2 separate regions of the Homo sapiens genome follow, and region 2 is linked to region 1. Evidence: chromatin loops called from intact Hi-C (ENCODE). Cell type or tissue: ovary. All regions are shown on one strand.

Region 1 (4,000 bases):
GAAATAAAGTCTTCCTCTATGTCCTGGCATTGGTGAGCTTCTAGCCAATCTGCTCCACTGAGATTGAAAACAGTGGAGGTGGATCCGATTTGGGAAGGATGGTAGACATTAAGCCTGTTACCAATATTCTGGTTTTTCTCCCTGTGAGTACATGGTAGAATTGTATTTTTCTGAACATTTGAATTTAGCATGGCACAGTTTGGCCAATGGCATGTGCATAGCAGTAACATGTGTTATTCATGGGATGGAAGTTCTGAAGAACCTAGGTGTGGCCTTCTCCTGCCACAGCAACCAGTGATGTTCCTGATGATGGAGGCTCTGTCCATTGGGGTCCTCAAGTGAGGATGCCCTGGAGCAGAGCCCTCTGCCTACCTAAGATGGGCAGGTAGTACAAGAGAGAAATAAGCTTTCATGGTTTTAAGCATTGAGAGTTTATGGTTGTCTGTAGCTGCAACATTACCTAATGTATCCTTACTGAGAAGGGGTAAGATTATGAGGGTTTTTTTTATATGAAAATTGTGAGGTATCTTTTAAAAATCAAAGAAAGGATTTTGAGATCATTAGGTATATGGGTCTAAAACTCATATGTCTGGGTTAAAGGTATAGATTTTTATGTCATCAACATATCACTTAATACTCATTACGATTTTATGAGTATTATTATTATTATTATAATAATACATTTAATACATAAAATAATAATACATTATTATTTTATGTATTAAAGAACCAAGGCTTGGATTAATGCCTAAATTCATTCTAGCCATACCACTAAGGGGCTGAGCCAGGACTGGCGTTCATATTATACTGATAGATAAACGTTGTCATTTGATTTCCTTTCTCTGCAGCTTGCAATCTTAATGTACTCTCATGAAATAGTTTTTTATACAGACCTGCCTGGCTGCCTTCATTCCTAGAGTACCCTTTCTGGACATAATCCAGAGGGTGGTTGAGAAGCTGGGGAAGCAGATGGGAAGCTGACTGTTCAGCATGTAATCCATATAGTATTTGCGTTATGGCATACATATTAACAGGATAGGTGAGGAGAAGGTGGGTAGAGGGTCAGTGAGTAGCAGGCACCCAGTAGGAACTCTACGTGAGAGTTTACAAATGGGCTAGATCATAACTTGAAGAGTATAAAAGTGAATGGCCATTCCATAAAGAACCACAAACTCTACTCTAGGGGTTTTATTTTTAACTACTATTGTAAATGTTTTTTGTTTTTGTTTTTGTTTTTCCTTTTCTTTTCTCTGTGCAGTGTATTAGGTCAGGTCCATGAATGGCTGGGACTTTTTCTAGGTTGAGGTGCTGATTAAATTGTCTGTGAAAGGTTCATAGTCAATAGTCATACTGAGGTAGGAATAACCTTGTCTTTGTCTGTCAGAGCAAAGTAATTCCAGTCATTGTACAGGGATGAGACACATATCCTGGGTAATAAGTCAGCCCTCTTTTTCTGTGCAAACTTCCTACAGCTACCCCTTGCTACACTGATTACATTTAAACGGTAACATCCTCTTAACTGATTACTGAAGCAACGGATGGATCACGTGACCTAGACAGATCTCAAAAATGGGAGACCACATGCAAAGGAAACTACGTTTTCACAACACATGGTTGGAGAGGTCAAAGAAAATGTGATGTATTACTTTCAGTTTTATCATCAGCGGGACCATCTGGGGCTAGTGGTGGGGCTCGAAGAAGGAAGAAGAAAATAAAGAAGAGAATCAGGCAAGTGGACATCTGTAGGAAGAGTGATATAGGTAGAGAGAACAACCAGATCAGAGGAAGGGGTGTACCTGACAAAGTTGAAAAACAAACTCCACTTGACTTTAAGATTTACTATAAATGGTAATCAAGACAATGTGACTGGTAAAAGAATGGAAAAATAGATCAATAAAACAGAACTGGGAGCCCATAAATAGATACACAAAAATTTAGTCATCTGATCTTTGGCAAAGAAGAAAAAGTAATACAATAGAGAAAAAATAGTTTTTTCAAGAAATAATCCTAGAACATTTGGACATCCACATGTCAAAAGTGCATCTGTACAGAGATTTTACCCCCACCTGTCACGAAAATTAGCTCAAAAATGGATCGTAGACCTAAATGTAAAATGAAAGCTATAAAACTCCTAGAAGATAGCATCAGAGAAAATCTAGATGATGTTGGGATTAGTGATGACATTTCAGATACATACAACACTAAAGGCACAATACATGAGACGTAACTGATAAGTTAGAATTTATTAAAATTTAAAACTTCGCTCTATGAAAAAAAATGTCAAGAGAATGAGAAGACAAGCCTTAGACTGGGAGGAAACACTTGCAAAAGCTTCATGCAAGTTTCTGTTGCCAAGGGTAGACACAGAGAGACCAGTTAGGAAGATATTGTGTAATTCAAGAAAGAAATGCTGAGGGCTTGCAGTAGTATGATAACAACAATGAAGAAGAGAGGTGGCTGGGCACGGTGGCTCACGCCTGTAATCCCAGCACTTTGGGAGACCGAGGCGGGTGAATCACAAGGTCAGGAGATTGAGACTATCCTGGCTAACACGGTGAAACCCCGTCTCTACTAAAAATACAAAAAAAATAGCCAGGCATGGTGGAAGGCACCTATAGTCCCAGCTACTGGGGAGGCTGAGGCAGGAGAATGGCATGAACCCGGGAGGCGGAGCTTGTAGGGAGCCAAGATCGCACCACTACACTCCAGCCTGGGTGACAGAGTGAGATTCCGTTTCAAAAAAAAAAAAAAAGAGGTGATTGGATTTTATATATAAGTGTGTAGACACAGCCAAAAGGTTTGAATGTGAGATGTGAAAGAAAAGAAAACATCAAGGAGGACTTCCCAATCTATTTTGTCTTTATCATATGCTAAACTTTTTTTAAAACATGGTGCTTTGAAAAGCATATGAGCTGTGGAATCAGGAATGTCTGAATGCATTCATGTTATCTCACTCACCAGTTATGTTACCTGTCTGAGCCCCAGTAACTTCAATAACCTCATCTGACATGATATAAGAACACCAATATCTCAAGGGTCATGAGTGTCAAACAAGAAAACTATATAATGCATCTAGCTTCATGAACACATTACCATAAAAAGTGAACAAGAGTTCAATTCTTTTGACTTTGCACTATTTTCTAAGCCTGATAACAATGGGCCCATTTAAGAGGTGTTCTGTAATTACATCAAGCTTCCATCTAGTTTTCGGATTTCCAATTTCATAAGATTTTCTAATTGACATTTTCAATTTCCTGTGTTCAGTAGAATAGAAAGAGGGAGACACCAAGAATTCACTGCTCGTAGGATGTGAGGTAGAAGTCACAGTCTGACTCCTACAGTTACATACTGTTAGAAATTTAAATTATCTAATTTCATTCTTTCTCTAACGTTAGAGAGTCTCATAGGGGATTAGGTTGTGGAGAATTTCCTCGCTTTCTTAAAAAAAGGGGCTTTGGGGAAAACTTTCCATTTTTCTAAATCTTTTCCAACCAGTAGTGTGAAAAAGACAATTTTGTAAATTGAGGTTCTTGGGCATTGTCATAATTTATAAAGATGATAGAAAGAGATGAGATAACAGAGGAAAAAGATATATGTTCCATTAATGTACTTCAAGGCTATGAGAACATACCTGAACAAATATGCTACACTGAGCAGAAGACACCATAGCACTTCTAAGAAAAGAGGATGCTTCCTCAACCATGAAGTTCCCATAGAGATGCCTACTTAACCCTGGATTGCCATAAAGATTCTGACACTTTCTTCAAGCAGCTCCTGTTTACCATTCACCTAGGTGGTCTTAATCTCTTCTGCACTTTCCCAGTTGTTTTGAATACTTCAGGCATGAGTCTTCTTACTAACCAGTTGCAAGTAAGAAGTAAAAACCATAAGAAATTCCTGTTTTTGGAGAGATTGTCTAGGTCAAAGTTCACTTTTTCAAGCATTCTACCACACTAGCCTGCCTCAGTTCTAACTTAAGTTCTTCTCCTGCAGATCCCCA
Region 2 (4,000 bases), 120 kb before region 1:
GAAGGCTTTTTGAAAAGATGAGATTAACATAAATCAGTAGACTGGACTAAAACCAACTGCCCTCTCTAAAGTGGGCAAGTCATAAAGTGGAGTTCTTAAGAGAAAAAACTAAGGTCCTCTGAGGAAGGTAGAATTGAGCTTTGGACTCAAGTTGCAGTATCGACTCTTCCCTGGCTGTCTAGCCTGCTGGCCAGACCCACTGCATTTGGACATGCCAGCCCCTGCAATCACATAAGCCAGTTTCTTAAAGCCCTCATTCACTTCTCTCTAGGAATACACATAGTACTGGTTCTCTTTCTCTCTCAAACCCTGACTAACACACTACATCTGCTGCCTCTGTCTCACTACTCCCATCCTTTAACCACTTCGAACTGTCTTAAATTCTTTGAAAGTACCATGTCTCTCTCACTCAGGATATTTGCCATGTTGTTTTTTAGAATGGAATACATTTCTCCATTATTCTCCATCTTATTAATATTTACCTCCAGATCTAGGCCACAGGATTCTCCCAATCACTATACATTACCCTCTCCTTAAACATTATATTGCATTTAACCATTTTCTTGAATATCTCCTCCACTGGACTCTATGCTGTGTAAGGATAGGGACCATGTCTGGTTTTTTTTAGACTTTAATCCTCAACACAATACAGTAAGTACCTGGCTCATAGAGGGAGCTCTTGGATGAATAAACAAATTGAATAAATGAATTGGTTAAAAGGGGCATAACTCTGTATTGTTAGAAAAAATGACAAGTTCACACAACATGTGGCATTAATATGACCTTGGACTCCACAATCTCATAGGCTCTTCTAACTAGGTTTTGTTTTGAGGAGATATTGGCAGGCTGATGATGCTGGTTTAAATTCCAACCTGATTAAAAAAAAAATGGATCCTACACTAATTGCCTTATCTCTTTTAAGGCCTGAAGGTAGACATGAGGCAACATTAAAGGATTAGGCTGTATTTGATGGTCTGTGAGGGATATTATTAATGAGTATGAATAAAATCTCCAGGTATAAATTTCTTTATACCTGTAATATTCCATTATGGATCAAAGAGACTTCACAAAACACAAACAAATGACCATATTTTCTGGGAAGATAAAGAAGTCTGTAAACCTGAGGAAAAGGAAAATCCGAAGCACTAGGTTTAGTGCCTGCAGTACATTGTGACAAGTCTGAGACTTAATCAGCTATTCTCCTCTAATAAAAGAAACATCAATGCTGATAAGGACCATAGCAATCACCAACATGCTAATGATGATTATTTCAGGTTAGTGCACAACCACTCAGGGAAGAAGAACTACAGGATGTTGCCACAAATTATTCTTGATCCCAAGAGAAGGGGCTGTTTCCCAGGAGTTGTCCTGGAGCCATTTTCTTAGAAATTCCTGACACACGGGAACAGGTTATTGCTGAACTTCAACAGTACCTTTAGAAATAAAGCTTCCCTCTAAAATATAATTTCCAGCCCCATGAGGTGGGTTCTGGGTCTCCCAGAGTTTGTCCCTGATCTTGCCTCCTGGTTGTGGTGTAGCTGGAATGACATGGCCAGTGGCTTGTGGGATGCAAGGTTACCTGGTGTTCAGTGGCAGTACCTTTCCTCCTCCTCATATGCTGCTGTTCTGTGACGGCCCAACTCTTGCTCTGTAATAAGTAAGTTTGCTACTTCTGCTGATGAAGCTGCAAAGGCAATCGCCCCCTCTCTGAGACCTGAGCCTCCCTCCCCACCCATACTTCACCCCACAGGCTGCCTGGCAGAGGCAGGGGACAGGATGCGCTGTGTAATAAATTCTAACCACTGCTGAGCTGAGGGATAACAGATGGATAGGTTTCCTCATGCAATTTCCACTTCACTTGGTTTGGGTATAAAATAGCAGAAGGATGGTTTCTTCTTGTGCAATTTTCAAACAGATGAAACCAGAGGGAGGGTTTGTTAGGCTGGGAGGAAAGCGAGGGACTTGACTGTCCTTTAGAGAGAGCCAAATGAACAGGATGCCCTGAAAACCCTGTGAAAGATTCAGGCTTGTGTTTTTCTGCTAGCGAGCAGTCAGTTCTTCCATCCAAAGCCGCCTGCTCATCCCTACCAGGCATGGCAAAGGAAACGATCACGGGGAGGGCCAGAAAGTCTGTTGTTCATGTTGTTATAGTGTTATGGTGATTGCAGTACAAATTCTCCGGGTGGAAAAAAAGGTATAATGACAGATTGTGTGATTATACCCATACGTATAATTAAGCTGTTACAATACAGACAAGCGCCTGCTCTCTAATGTCACCAACAGAAACCTCTTTGCTTGGAAAGGAAAGTGACTCACTGGCAATTAGAAGGAGTTCCCTACAGGACTTCATTTTCAAACCCTGTGAGCACTCCAGTAGGAAGATGTGTGGCTCACTTGAATTACAGGGAAAAGTACAGACATCCAGGAGCAGCCACCTGGTCTCCAGGTATAGGATGTGGTATTGGTTAGAGGAGGAATTATTACCGTCGCAAATACCCTCTTTACAATGCACAAAGGGCTTGGTTCCCACAAAGCACTTTATCATAGTGTTTATATGCAACTCTGTGGTGTCAGTTGGATTTGTGATTTCCATTTTAGAGCTGGAAAAGGAGAGAGAGAAAGGCAGGGAGAGAGACAGAGAGAGAGTGCACCCAGGAGGCAACAGGGCAAGTTGGTGTCCAGCTGGGACTCCTGGCCACCTGCCAACATGGTCACTTCCACTAGCTGTCATTTGTCTGGTGGTAAAGTAGGTGGTGTCTGCCTGACAATCCCTCAAACCCCCAGAAGGGGATGTTTGGGTCTTCCTACTAACTTTGAACCTTTTTAACTTTAAGTGAAATAAGGGGAATTGGAGGAACTCCCCACTCTAAGGGGAATAAAAGGAACTCACATTTTTTACACTTTTTTTTTTTTTTTTGCTTTTTACCCATTTCTATTTGATTATTAGGTTTCATTCCCTTTTTTCTGGCAGCTATGTTTCCTAACTGACATTGCTACAAAGGAATCCACCATGCCTACCTACAAATATGTGTTATGGGCTTCTATTCAAGTAACCCATGATGTGACTTATGTAAACATTCTTCAATGATGAACACGTTCCTCTGTGTAGCAGGCAGCTCTTGTGATTTACACACAGAGCCCCTGGTGTGGTGTGAATTTGGAGTTTTTCTTGAAGAGGACTTTTATATGAGGAAGAAATAATGATGAGAAAATTATTTGGGGCTCATTGCTGGGTTTCTTGAATTTTGTGTGATCTCTCTGCATATTGTTTCCTTATCTGCAAGATGAGGCAATACATATCTACCTCCAGAGAGGCATCTTGAAGACTAATTAGTTAATGATGCTTGTGAAGTGTCTTAAAGATGCAAATCACAACACAAGTGGCAAGAATTAATACGATCTATATTCACATAAAATTCATTTTTATGTGCCTATGTTTGAGGAACTCACCTGGAATTATTTCCGTAAACACATAGAATATATGGCTAGTAACAAGAATTTCTGATTAAAAATAAAAAAGACCATTTGGTTGATTGATGATTGAAAGAAATGACCTGCATCAAGTTAGGTCTTTGCTTGTGTCACACCCCTGTGCTTCGGTATTCAGCCAGTAGCTTTGTAGTCATGGGCATGCTGCATAGCTTCTGTGCATCTTTGCCTAAATGATGGGCAATATTGCCTTGTCATCCTCCCCATGAAATGTTGGGGGGAAAATGGTGGAAGTAAATTATTCTGTGGGTGAGAGAGCCAATGGGGAAAATATTAAATTGAGAAGGAACTGCGTTAGTCCATTCTCACACTGCTATAAAGACACACCAGACACTGGGTAATTTATAAAGAAAGGAGGCTTAATTGGCTCATGTGTCTGTGAGCTGTACAGGAGACATGGCTGGGAGGCCTCAAGAAACTTACAATCATGGCTGAAGGATAAAGGGGAAGCAAGCACATCTTCACATGGCTGCAGGAGAGAGAGAGAGAGTGAAGTGGGAGGTGCTACACA

What was found. A loop is a pair of places that touch in the nucleus more often than their neighbours do. Peaks named below come from ENCODE experiments on the same cell type or tissue, not always from the same donor. Only the 100,000 strongest peaks of a DNase experiment are listed, where the experiment ranks them.
Region 2: it touches region 1 in a loop (2.1-fold over the local background); 2 of 110 quality-filtered maps call a loop at or near these places.

What each region holds. Positions count from the first base shown.
Region 1 is chr9:79,143,225-79,147,224 of GRCh38, reverse strand. It overlaps LOC101927450 (a long non-coding RNA gene), which reads left to right and starts at 1,559. Exons shown (of 5, transcript NR_109771.1): 1 at 1,559-1,728; 2 at 3,994-4,000. In ovary, no CTCF peak of the experiment used is centred here; no DNase peak of the experiment used is centred here.
Region 2 is chr9:79,262,939-79,266,938 of GRCh38, reverse strand. No RefSeq gene overlaps it. Among named protein-coding and RNA genes, the nearest start is that of LNCARSR, 300 kb to the left of the region's middle. In ovary, no CTCF peak of the experiment used is centred here; no DNase peak of the experiment used is centred here.